Linked DNA regions of Homo sapiens: region 2 is linked to region 1. Evidence: chromatin contacts called from ENCODE POLR2A ChIA-PET data. All regions are on one chromosome and are shown on one strand. The core of a region is the stretch at or near the end of the contact, and the rest is flanking DNA. Distances in the headings are between cores, read along the strand shown. Region 1 holds the start of LINC01816 (long intergenic non-protein coding RNA 1816). Region 2 has its middle 49 kb from the start of AAK1.

Region 1 (5,746 bases), core at 1,049-3,548:
TTTACTGCTAATAATCGCCAACATTTACTGAACATGCACCATATGCTTCATGTGCCATTAATCCACAAAATTACCCTATAAAGTAGGTACTATTTTTAGTTTCATTTTGTAGATGAAGAAACAGAAATAGGAGAGGCTAAGTAATGTGCCTAGTTACCCAGCCTAGTAAGGGATGGAATGTGGGGCTTGAACCCAGCCCTGACTCCTAAGTCCAGTTTCCAACCCTGCACTGTCCAATACAGTGACCGCAGGTAGCTATAGAGCACTTCACATGTAGCCAGCCTGATTTCAGAGACCAAGTGTAAAAAAAAGAATGTCAGATATCTCATTATTAAAAAATTTTTTTTTCAACAGGGTCTTGCTTTGTCACCCAGGCTGGAGTGCACTAGTGTGAACACAGCTCACTGCAGCCTCAACTTCCTGGGCTCAAACGATCCTCCCACCTCAGCCTTCTGAGTAGCTGGAATCACAGGTGTGTGCCACCATGCCCAGCCTCTCATTATTAATTTAAAAATTGGCCAGGTGTGATGGCTTACGCCTGTAATCTCAGCACTTTGGGAGGCTGAGGCAGGCAGATCACCTGAGGTCAAGAGTTTTGAGACCATCCTGACCAACAAGGTGAAACTCTGTCTCTACTAAAAATACAAAAATTAGCCGGGCATGATGGCATGCCTGTAATCCCAGCCACCCGGAAGGCTGAGGCAGGAGAATCGCTTGAACCCAGGAGGCTGCAGTGAGCCAAGATCGCACCACTGCACACCAGCCTGGGCAACAGAGCAAGACTCCATCTCAAAAAAAAAAAAAAAAGTGCCTACTGAAAAATTGTTAACATGATTCTGTTTACATTTCTGTTGACAGCATCTTCTATCCACTTTCCTACATAATCATCCTTCACTTGGGTGAAGACAGTCTGTGTGATCACCTGAGTCTTCTCTTCTCTAGTTATATCAAAAGGCTTGCGCCTTTTAAATCTGTTGATAAACTGAAACCTCCTTGCTTCCTGGTTTTCTTACATGAATTGAGATCATCCCAGGACCTCACTGTCTTGAACAAGCTCAGTTCTCTCCACTCTTCCTCACAGATGATTTCTCATAGGACCAAATTTTGTCATCCTTGTTGTCCACATCTCAATATTCTCCAGGTTATGGCTATCTCTATCCCTCTTGCCCTCCAAAATGAGACCACAGGCGGGGCACAGTGGCTCATGCTTGTAATCCCAACACTTTGGGAAGCCAAGGCAGGCAGATTCCTTGAGCCCAGAAGTTGGACACCAGCCTGGGCAATGAAGTGAAACCCCTTCTCTACCAAAAAAAAAAAAGAAAGAAAGAAAAGAAAATAAATTTTTAAAAAAGGGGAGACAATCCTCCAGAGAACCGTTGCAGATGTCCCAGAAAGGTGATGCTCCCAAGTGCACAGGGACAGAAAGTAGAATGGTGGTTGCCAGGAGCTGGGTAGAGGGGAATGAGGGAGTTGTTTCACGGGTACAGAGTTTCAGTTTAGGATGATGGAAGAGTTCTAGAGATGGATGATGGTGGTGAGTGCACAACCACGTGACTATTTAGTGCCACTAAACTGTACACTTAAAAATTGATTAAAATAAGCTTTATGTTGTGTACATATTACCACAAATACAATAAAAGAAATGAAGTTCTCATACGTGCTGCAGCAGGGATGAACCTTGAAAAGATTATGCTAAGTGGCCGGGCATGGTGGCTCACACGCCTGTAATTACAGCACTTTGGGAGGCTGTGGCAGGAGGATCGTTTGAGCTAAGGAGCTGGAGACCAGCGTGGGCAACATGGCGAAACCTGGTCTCTACCAAAAATACAAAAATTAGCTAGGCAGTGGTGGCAGCGCACCTGTAGTCCCAGCTATTTGGGAGGCTGAGGTGGGAGGATCACTTGAAACCCGGAGGTGGAGGTTGCAGTGAGCTGAGCGCCACTGTGCCCCAGCCTGGGCGACAGAACGAGACCGTGTCTCAAAGAAAAAAAAATAAAAAATAAAAAACCTTGTACTAAGCAAAATAAGCCGACACAGAAGGACGAATATTATATGATTCCACTTATACGAAATACCTAGAATAGGTAAATTCATTAGACAATTAGCCAAAGTGTATCAGAGGAGGTTGGGGGGATGCTGAGGGGAGGGGAAAAGAAAAAAGAAAATCAAGGGGTGGGAAGCAAATGGCTGCGGGGTAGAAGGGGAGTGGGCTGCCGCTTGGGTGTGTGGGCGTCAGGGGGAGACGGGACAGGCGATTTAGGCCCTGCGCGCAGGCGCCCCTGCGCTCCCGCCGTACGCAGCTGTCTTTGTCTGGGGCGGCGGCAGCGTGGCAGGAGCGAGGGGCGCCCCGACCCGTCCCCTCTGCCCTCCACTACCCCTGCCGGCTCCAGCCCGTCCGTGTCTCACCGTCTTTATTTAACAAAGAACGGAGAGACTATAAATGACCCTGAGCAGAGTGGCTGCGAGCAGGGCCCCTGGGGCGTCCCACGGGCGTCATCCTAGCCGCGTGAGCGCCGAGCTTGGGCACCGGGGGGGTTGGCGTGCTTGTACACTTGCTCCGTTTTCTCTGTAAGTACTAAGGATTCCCCTGCCGCCCTCTTCCTCATTTTCCACCATCCCAATTTACACAAGCATTAGTATTTTTTTTTTTTTTTTTGAGACGGCGTCTCGCTCTGTCACCCAGGCTGGAGTGCAGTGGCGCGATCTCGGCTCACTGCAAGCTCCGCCTCCCGGGTTCACGCCATTCTCCTGCCTTAGCCTCCCGTGTAGCTGGGACTACAGGCGCCCGTCACTACGCCCGGCTAACTTTTTGTATTTTTAGTAGAGACGGGGTTTCACCGTGGTCTCGATCTCCTGACCTCGTGATCCGTCCGCCTCGGCCTCCCAAAGTGCTGGGATTACAGGCGTCAGCCACGCGCCCGGCCACAAGCATTAGTATTTACTTCCGTAATTTCCCCATGCCCATGTAACATCACACACACACACACACACACACACACACACGTTTGCTTTTGTTTTCCAAGATGGCATCTAGTAGGCGCTTCTCTTTGTTTTGCTTTTCTAGTACACCGTGGAACCCCAAATCCCAGCTGGGATTCACTCTTTTCTAATGGCTGAACATTCATCCGGGGCATGAAGGCAGCTCAGTTCATTTCATCATTCCTTTGTTTCCTCTGTTTTGCCACCAGAAACTGCCGCGATGAATGTCAGTCCCCAGAGCCGGAACCGTTCCCGGTTTTCTCTACTTGGATCTGAGAACTCTGTCCCTCCAGCCCTGCGAGCGCTTTGCCAGGGTGACGGGCGGAAATGTCCCCGCATCCGTGCCTGCTTTCCCAGATGGGACCCTCCAGCAGTCCCCTCCACTGCCCGTGCTTCCTCCTAACCACTTCCCCCCAGCGACCGCGGAAGGCGCTTCCTCCCCCGCAGCGCGAGCCCCAAGCTCCTCCAGAGCCCCAGCTCTCCCCGCCCCCTTCCCGACCTTGTTTCATATGACCCCTCCCCCGCACATACTCAATTTCGTCTTCCCAAGGCGCCCACTCTCCACATCCTGATGAAAAAAAGAGCCGGCTGCTGTCCTATGTTATTGTCATACTTCTTTCCTCCCGTGCACTACACAACTTGAACAACTTTTTTTTTTCTTTTTTTGAGAAAAGGTCTCGAACTGTCGCCCAGGCTGGAGTACAGTGGCACGATGATGGCTCACTGCAGCCTCGCCCTCTCTGGGCACAGGTGATCCTCCTGCCTCAGCTTCCCAAGAAGCTGGTACTACAGGCGCGTGCCACCACTATTGGCTAATTTTAATTTTTTTTTAACCACAGGGTCTCGCTATGTTGCCCAGGCTGGTCTCGAACCCCTAGGCTCAAGGGATCCTCTCACCTCAGCCTCCCAAAGCGTGAGATTACAGGCGTGAGCCACCGCGCCCCGCGGTAAATACTATTCCAAGGAAATGGCACCTGAGTTTGAGGAGATTAATCGGGTTTACTGCAGGGAAGGAGCATTGGCCCTGGTGGCCAGAGGCAAGGGTACGAACCTGACCCTGCCCTTTCCCTGCCTGGTTCTGCCTTCAGCAAATTGTTCCACACATCTCTGGTTTCCTCCCCACATGATCCCAAGGCCCTGCTGGCTCTAGCCTTTGTGAGGCTAGAATTACAATTCCATTCCTCCCCAGCCACGCCCCATCTCTTGCTCCCTGTGCTAGCGCTTTCCCCAATCAGCCACACTTTCCTTTCCCATTCACTGAGCCTGTGGAAAGCCCTCTTATTCTGAATATCTAGATCCTATTCACCTTTGAAGACCCGACTTGGCCACGTTTCTTCCCAAAGCCTACTGCATGCCCTTTGTGGGAGGAACTGCTCTGTCCTTGCAACGCCACTGTGTGTAGTACTTTCTCTGTATCTTACCAGTGGCATCGCCCACTCTGCCTGGGGTGCTGTTCCATACTTGCCCTTCTTCCAGTGCCATCTATGTGTGTGGTAAGACCTCAGCATAGCACTTTGCCCACGGTAAAGGATATGGTTTCGGGAGTCCCAAGACCCGGGTCCACGTCCCAGCTCTGACACTAAATGTGTTATCTTGAACATGTCACATGGCCTTTCTGAGCTTAATTTCCCCAAATGTAAAATGGAAATAGTAACTTATTTCATAGTGTTGCTGTGTTGATTAGATGAGACATTATATAAGAAAATGCTTTGTGAACTGTAAAGCTATTTACACACATAAATAATAGTAAAGATAGATATTATTCAGATGCTGGCAAGAGGGATATTCTTTGCAAAACAGAATTAAAAAAAAAAAAGAAAAGAAGGCATGGTGGCTCATCTCTATAAACCCAACACTTAGCACTTAGGGAGGTCGAGGCGAGAGGATCACTTGAGCCCAGGAGTTCAAAACCAGCCTGGGCAACATAGCAAGACTCCCGTCTCTACAAAAATAAAATTAGCCTGGCATGGTGGCATGCGCCATTAATCCTAGCTATTTGGGAGCCTGAGCCCAGGAATTTGAGGTTACAGTGAATTATGATCATCCCACTGCACTGCAGCCTGAGTTGCAGAGCATCTCTTGAAAAAAAAAACAAAAATGTGGGAAAACTGTGGAAAATGAAAAAGACTTCTTGGTTGCCATCTCCAAATTTGGGGACTGATTCCTAATTATTCCTTTTAGATCAATTACCAGGTGATGTTAAATATACTGTAATAGTAAAAGCTAGAAATAATCTAACTTTTGAACAGTTGGAGGATGATGAAGTTATGGGTAATGGGAATAATATGTTATCATCAAAGTTAAATTTCTGAAGAATATTTAATGACATGGGAAACCAGTCATAATATAACATGAAAGCTAAAAAAGCAAGGTACTAAATAGTGGTGGAGAGGAGGTGTAAGAAGAGACTTTTCTCACCACCCTTCACAGCTTTCTGTTTGGCCCCTGAGTGGGGTGTCTGATGCCAGAGAACGTGGGACATATTCTAAGGCCTTAGTCTTACACAAATAGCTCACTCCCTGCCTCCCAAGAGACAGGGATTCAGAACAGGTGAACCAGGAGCCTAGAGCCTCAGGGGAGACCAAGGACTGTCCCAGATCCAGGCCCTGATTCTGTGGCCCAATGGCCTGACAATCTAAGGTCCTCTGTCTACCACTTCTTCCAGCCGGACTGTGGACCTCAAACATAACCTCTCACTTCCTGCTTTGACACTGTTTCCAGAGTGGGTTTATAGGAAAGACCTCCTCCAAAAAAGCAGGCTCCAACT
Region 2 (5,746 bases), core at 895-3,394, 430 kb after region 1:
TATTGCAGTGGTTGGGATTGAAACCCACATAAACTCTGAGGTATGCCTGTATCTCAGAGGTAAGATTGCTGTTTGGTTGGAGATTAATCTTACAGGGTAAGGTAACTCATGCTTTCAGTCCACTGTTGGAAAGGCTTCTCCCAAGGGGATGCCAGCTCTCCCCAGCGTGGTTTCTCCTCCACTTCGTTGCTTCCATTCAATCACTGTCAAGAAGAGCATGCGGGTGTTGTTTTATTTCACACTCATGGGCTGCTGTTCTATGCTGCTTATTACAACACTTTCCACAACTTCTTTTTTCTCCCTCATCTCCAAAAATAGCAAATGACATTGCATGCCCAGATTTTCCACCTGAGTTTGTTTTTCATTTTTGAGGGAAATCAGCACGGGTGCTGAGTGCTGCCTCAGCACCAAATGAATACTGGTATGAACCCCAGGACAAAGTCAAAGGTTATACTCGTCTGCAATGCAGCTGCAAATCTGCCTTGATTCTCAGCGTGAGGAGAATGGATGCTGTTTATGGTGTGAGTACTATATATGGAAATAGCTTGAATGTGCCTGGATTTCTGCATTAAATATGTTCCTGGAATTTAATGTGTACTTTTTTTTTTTCTTTTTTGAGACAGAGTCTTGCTCTGTCACCCAAGCTGGAGTGCAGTGGCGCAATCATGGCTTTCTGCAACCTCGACCTCCTGGGCTCAAGTGATACTCCCACCTCTCAGCCTCCTGAGTAGCTGGGGCTGCAGGCATGCACCACCATGCCGGCTAATTTTTGTACTTTTTGTAGAGACGAGGTTTCGCCATGTTGCCTAGGCTGGTTAAATTTATCTTATAACAGCCTGGGCATGGTGGCTTACGCCTGTAATCCCAGCACTTTGGGAGGCCAAGGCAGGTGGATCACTTGAACCCAGCAGTTTGAGACCAGCCTGGGCAACATAGCAAGACCCCCTCTCTGAAAATATTTAAAATTTAACAATAAATAAATAAATTTATCTTACAACAAAGTTTACCCAGAATGACTGGTGTCTTAGTCCATCTGAGCTGCCATAGACTGGGTATTTTATAAACCATAGAAATGTATTGTTATGATGCTGGAAACCATCATTCTCAGCAAACTATCGCAAGGACAAAAAACCAAACACCACATGTTCTCACTCATAGGTGGGAATTGAACAATGAGAACACATGGACACAGGAAGGGGAACATCACACACCGGGGACTGTTGTGGGGTGGGGGGAGGGGGGAGGGGGGAGGGATAGCATTAGGAGATATACCTAATGCTAAATGACGAGTTAATGGGTTCAGCACACCAACATGGCACAGGTATACATATGTAACAAACCTGCACGATGTGCACATGTACCCTAAAACTTAAAGTATAATTAAAAAAAAAAAAGAAATGTATTGTTTACTGTTCTGGATCAAAGTCAAGGCACCAACGGATGTGGTATCTGGTGAGGGCTTACTTTCTGCTTCACAGGATATCTTCCTGCTGCGTTCTCACATTGTGGAAGGGGCAAACAAGCGCCCTTGGTTCTCTCTCACAGGGCAGTAATCCCATTCACCCCATTCACTTTAGGACCTCATCACTTCCTAAGGCACCACTTCTTAATACTACTGCATTGGGGATTAAATATGAATGTTGCAGGGGTTGAGGGGAGACACAAACATTCAGACCATAGCAACTGGTAAACAGTGTTTCCATGATAATCAGATACGTTGGAATAGGGAGACCAACTTTTTATATAAACCATGCGTAACCTGGTTTCTCCAGGCCACAGTAGCCAGGAGATTCAAGTGGGCTTTAGGACCACTGAGAACTCTCTGGCAGCTTCATGGGTGTGCAACCTGTACAGTTGTCCAGAGGTCTGCATTCAGAAGGGCCTGGTGCTTGGTTTAATGCTCAGCTGTCACAATCATGAAATTCTTAACTCTAAACAAGGGGCCTGTGTTGTCATTTTGCATTGGGCCCTGCAAATATTGTTCCCCATAGCTACTGCCCCTTGTTAAACCTAACCCCAAATATGTCCAGGAACCCCCTGGGAGTGGGTGTCACAGATGTTGATGAAACCACTCAGTAACCTACTTTGTGCCTGCTTCATTTCCTTCCTCTCCTGTCCCCACAGACACTGTGGCCCTGACATGTGGCAGTCCTTGGGGACCTGCAGGCAGGGTGCCATGTCCTCTGGAATCCCCAGAGGCCTGAAGACATGCTGCATGTTCCTGCAGAAGTGCTCCTGGCTCTCCTTGTGAAACACCTTATCTCTTGACCCCAAAGCCCATCTGCTTGAGCCCCAAATGTCTCACTGAGCTTAGCATGGAAACATGCTCCTCAGTTGTCTGCTTATGGCCCCTGTCCCTCTCTTAGACCCTAGACAGTGACCTGCTACCTCCCGTGTCTTCCTGGTTAGCTGCTCCTTCTCCGGCCTTCCCTTCTCCCCTTCCATCCACTTTCCTCCCCAGGGAGCTTACAGTTTCCCTTTGAAGTCCTCACTAAACACAGATGAGGACTCTTCAAAGAACTGCACCGACCAACTCTATGTTCTTCCGAACTGCATTGCAGGCAGCTATTAATAGGAGCAACAAAAAAGGGGAGGTTCACTAGGCAAATAAATTTGGGAAACAGTGCATATTAGATGCTCTTCTTGGAGATTTAACTAGTCACTATCAAGCATGTTGAAAGTTCAGGGAAGAATCTATTTAACCTAATATAACCCAGTGTTTCCTAAATTGGGCATTATATTGGGCATTGAACACTCTGACCATCCCTCCCCCACCTCACACACACACATTAGCAGTATGCAGATTGCATTCTTGGGTGATACACACTTAGAGTACAATAAAATAAATTGATATAAACCAATTCTGAACATAATTCAATATTGCTTTGAGGATTCATGAGATGCTGGCATTTATCTTTTGATCTCTGGACAAATGGAAATTAAGCATACTCCAAATGATATTTAAAATACACTAAAGACATTTAGCCTTACCTAGCGCTAGGCACATTGTAAATACTCAGTATATACTTGTGGAATTACTGAATTTATGGAAATCCTTTGGGCCTCAGTTTCATCTACTTAGAGGAACTGGATTAGTTGGTCTCTGACATCACTTAATAAACATCAAGTGTCTTTTAAGTTAGTCACTGAGGTATGAAGACTGGGCTCCTCTCCCAAAAGAACTGACAGCCTAGTAGAAAACAGGCAATATGCAAACAATTATAATACAACATAATATTGTTACAGGAAATATATATACTGTTATGGAACTATAGAGGAGGTAATAGCATTGAGTCTTAAAAAATAAGTAGGCGTTCATTAGGATGAAATGATACAGGGAAAGGGAATTCCAAACCAAGTGCACAGCACAAACAAATAAATGAAGACCTAAAGCATTGAATCTTTCATGGACACTTCTAGGCCTAAATCCCTTGACTTTATAAATGTCATGGTAAATTGCATAATGCATATCATCATGCCCAAATTCATATTTTATAATGCCATATGTTAGATCTCCTTACTGTGGTTTCACCTGAGGCAATCTTCTGAAATTTTCTTTAAAAAAATGAAGAGTTGTCTGGGCGCGGTGGCTCACGCCTGTAATCCCAGCACTTTGGGAGGCCGAGGTGGGTGGATCACCTGAGGTCAGGAGTTCAAGACCAGCCTGGACAACATGGTGAAACCCTGTCTCTACAAAAATACAAAAATTAGCCAGGTATGATGGCAAGTGCCTGTAATCCCAGCTACTTGGGAGGCTGAGGCGGGAGAATCGTTTGAACCCGGGAGGCGGAGGTTGTAGTGAGCCAAGATCACGCCACTGCACTCCAGCCTGGGTGACAGAGTGAGACTCAGTCTCAAAACAAACAAACACACAAAAAACAAAAAACCTGAAGTTACTGAATAGTAACCAATCCCCCTTCCCTTCAAGACAGATGCCAGGAAACCCAGCTATAATGGCTAGGCAGCTCTAGTCCTGCCAGCTGCTTCTACGCTGCTAACTTCTGTCCTGCTAATGTGAGGTCTGGGCTGCTCAGAAGGCTCACTCCAGCCCTCCTGTCCCAGGCCTTTTCTAATTGTGTTCCACAGCTCTCTGGGTTTCAATGGGTTCTGTGGCTAGTTTCTAAAGAAATAAGCTATAGGCATGCATATGTGCATGCGTCTGTGTGTGTGTGTGTGTGTGTGTGTGCATGTGTGTGTGTGTGTGAAATCACTGACGGTTCTCATATTTTTAACTCTGAGCCTATCATTTTGATGCAGTTCATTCCTGTCTTCTGTCTCCAAAGTAAACTCCCATCTTTATACTGTGGTAGGTGCATCCGTTTTTCAGTGTAAAGACTGTACCAGGGGCTAGGAGCAGTGGCTCATCCCTGTAATCCCAGCACTTTGGGAGGTCAAGGCGGGTGGATTACTTGAGGTCAGGAGTTCGAGGCCAACATGGTGAAACCCCGTCTCTACTAAAAATACAAAAATTAGCTGGGCATGGAAGTGGGCGCCTGTAATCTCAGTTACTTGAGAGGCTGAGGCAGGAGAATCACTTGAACCTGGGAGGCAGAGGTTGCAGTGAGCCGAGATAGCACCACTGCACTCCAGCCTGGATGACAAAGAGAGGCTCCGTTTAAAAAAAGAAAAAAAAAAAAAGACTGTACCAGAAAGAGAAAGGTACAAGTGGCGGTTCTCCCAGGCAGAGTATTTGCAAACTTGATATTTCTGCTACCCACATAAGGAATATTAAAAGGAAAGAAAGACTGTTGCCACAGCCTTCATCTCTAGAATTCATTTATACATATGATTTACCATTATTGTTATTTCTTGGTTATTTCAGGATGTTTCTTCCCAATAAGATCCCAGGATAAATTCTGATTATTAGTTGCTTTGTTTTACAAACAGTACTAAGGCACTGAAACATGGTGCTTAATAGAGCAACCGGTGATGCCCTGGCATATGTGGAGTTTGAGATCAAGGCCTCTTGTTACTCAGGAGAGATGGCATGTGATGGGTAAAGGTTTTGCAGAAATTACCTTTAAATGAACTCCTCAGCATGCATTGTCACCTAAAAAGGAATAAGGTTTCAAGGGGTTGGACCAATAAAGGGCTAATCTTAGATGTCTGAAAATCATTTGAAAAATGTAGAACCTTTGCTCAGGCTGGAGAGGGTATCCCAGGGGTAAGTGTGTAGGAACTGCAAAAACAGGGTGGAGCCACTAAGTAGATGAAAAGACTGGGCCGGGCGCAGTGGCTCATGCCTGTAATCCCAGCACTTTGGGAGGCTGAGGTGGGTGGATCACTTGAGGTCAGGAGTTCAAGACCAGTCTGGTCAACATGGTGAAACACCGTCTCTACTAAAAATACAAAAATTAGCCAGGGATGGTGGTGCGTGCCTGTAATCCCAGCTACTTGGGAGGCTGAGGCAGGAGAATCACTTGATCCCAGGAGGTGGAGGCTGCAGTGAGTCGAGATAGCACAACTGCACTCCAGCCTGGGCAACAGAGTGAGACTCTGTCTCAAATAAATAAATAAATAAACAAAAATAAAACAAATAAATAGGTGGGAGGACAAATTTTGAGAGACACCTGAATTCTATTTCAGCTGACCATGCTAAAATTTCCTTAAATTTTAATTTTGATTAAATGTGTTTAACATCCAAATAATACTATGCACAGTTCACATGGCAGAGTACTACACAGCTGTAAAAAAGAACGAGGAATATATGGAGTGATCCTTAGACTTTATGGCTAGTGAAAACAAA

Evidence for each region. ChIA-PET counts read pairs that join two places held with the same protein, here RNA polymerase II (POLR2A).
Region 2: POLR2A ChIA-PET joins it to region 1 with 13 read pairs in activated CD4-positive, alpha-beta T cell. The contact joins the enhancer-like site here to the promoter of LINC01816 in region 1. POLR2A ChIA-PET finds 5 or more read pairs at or near these places in 4 of 52 experiments (A549, H1, OCI-LY7 and 1 more).

What each region holds. Positions count from the first base shown.
Region 1 is chr2:70,121,868-70,127,613 of GRCh38, reverse strand. LINC01816 (long intergenic non-protein coding RNA 1816) reads left to right here and starts at 2,298. Exons shown (of 2, transcript NR_024444.1): 1 at 2,298-2,568; 2 at 3,189-3,578. RefSeq lists a silencer at 2,383-2,677 and enhancers at 3,004-3,809, 3,810-4,615.
Region 2 is chr2:69,690,014-69,695,759 of GRCh38, reverse strand. It overlaps a transcript of ANXA4 not described here. Among named protein-coding and RNA genes, the nearest start is that of AAK1, 49 kb to the right of the region's middle. Within about 2 kb of position 2,144, at least 7 of the 41 ENCODE cell types and tissues checked have a DNase peak (open chromatin) inside an H3K27ac peak, as active enhancers do.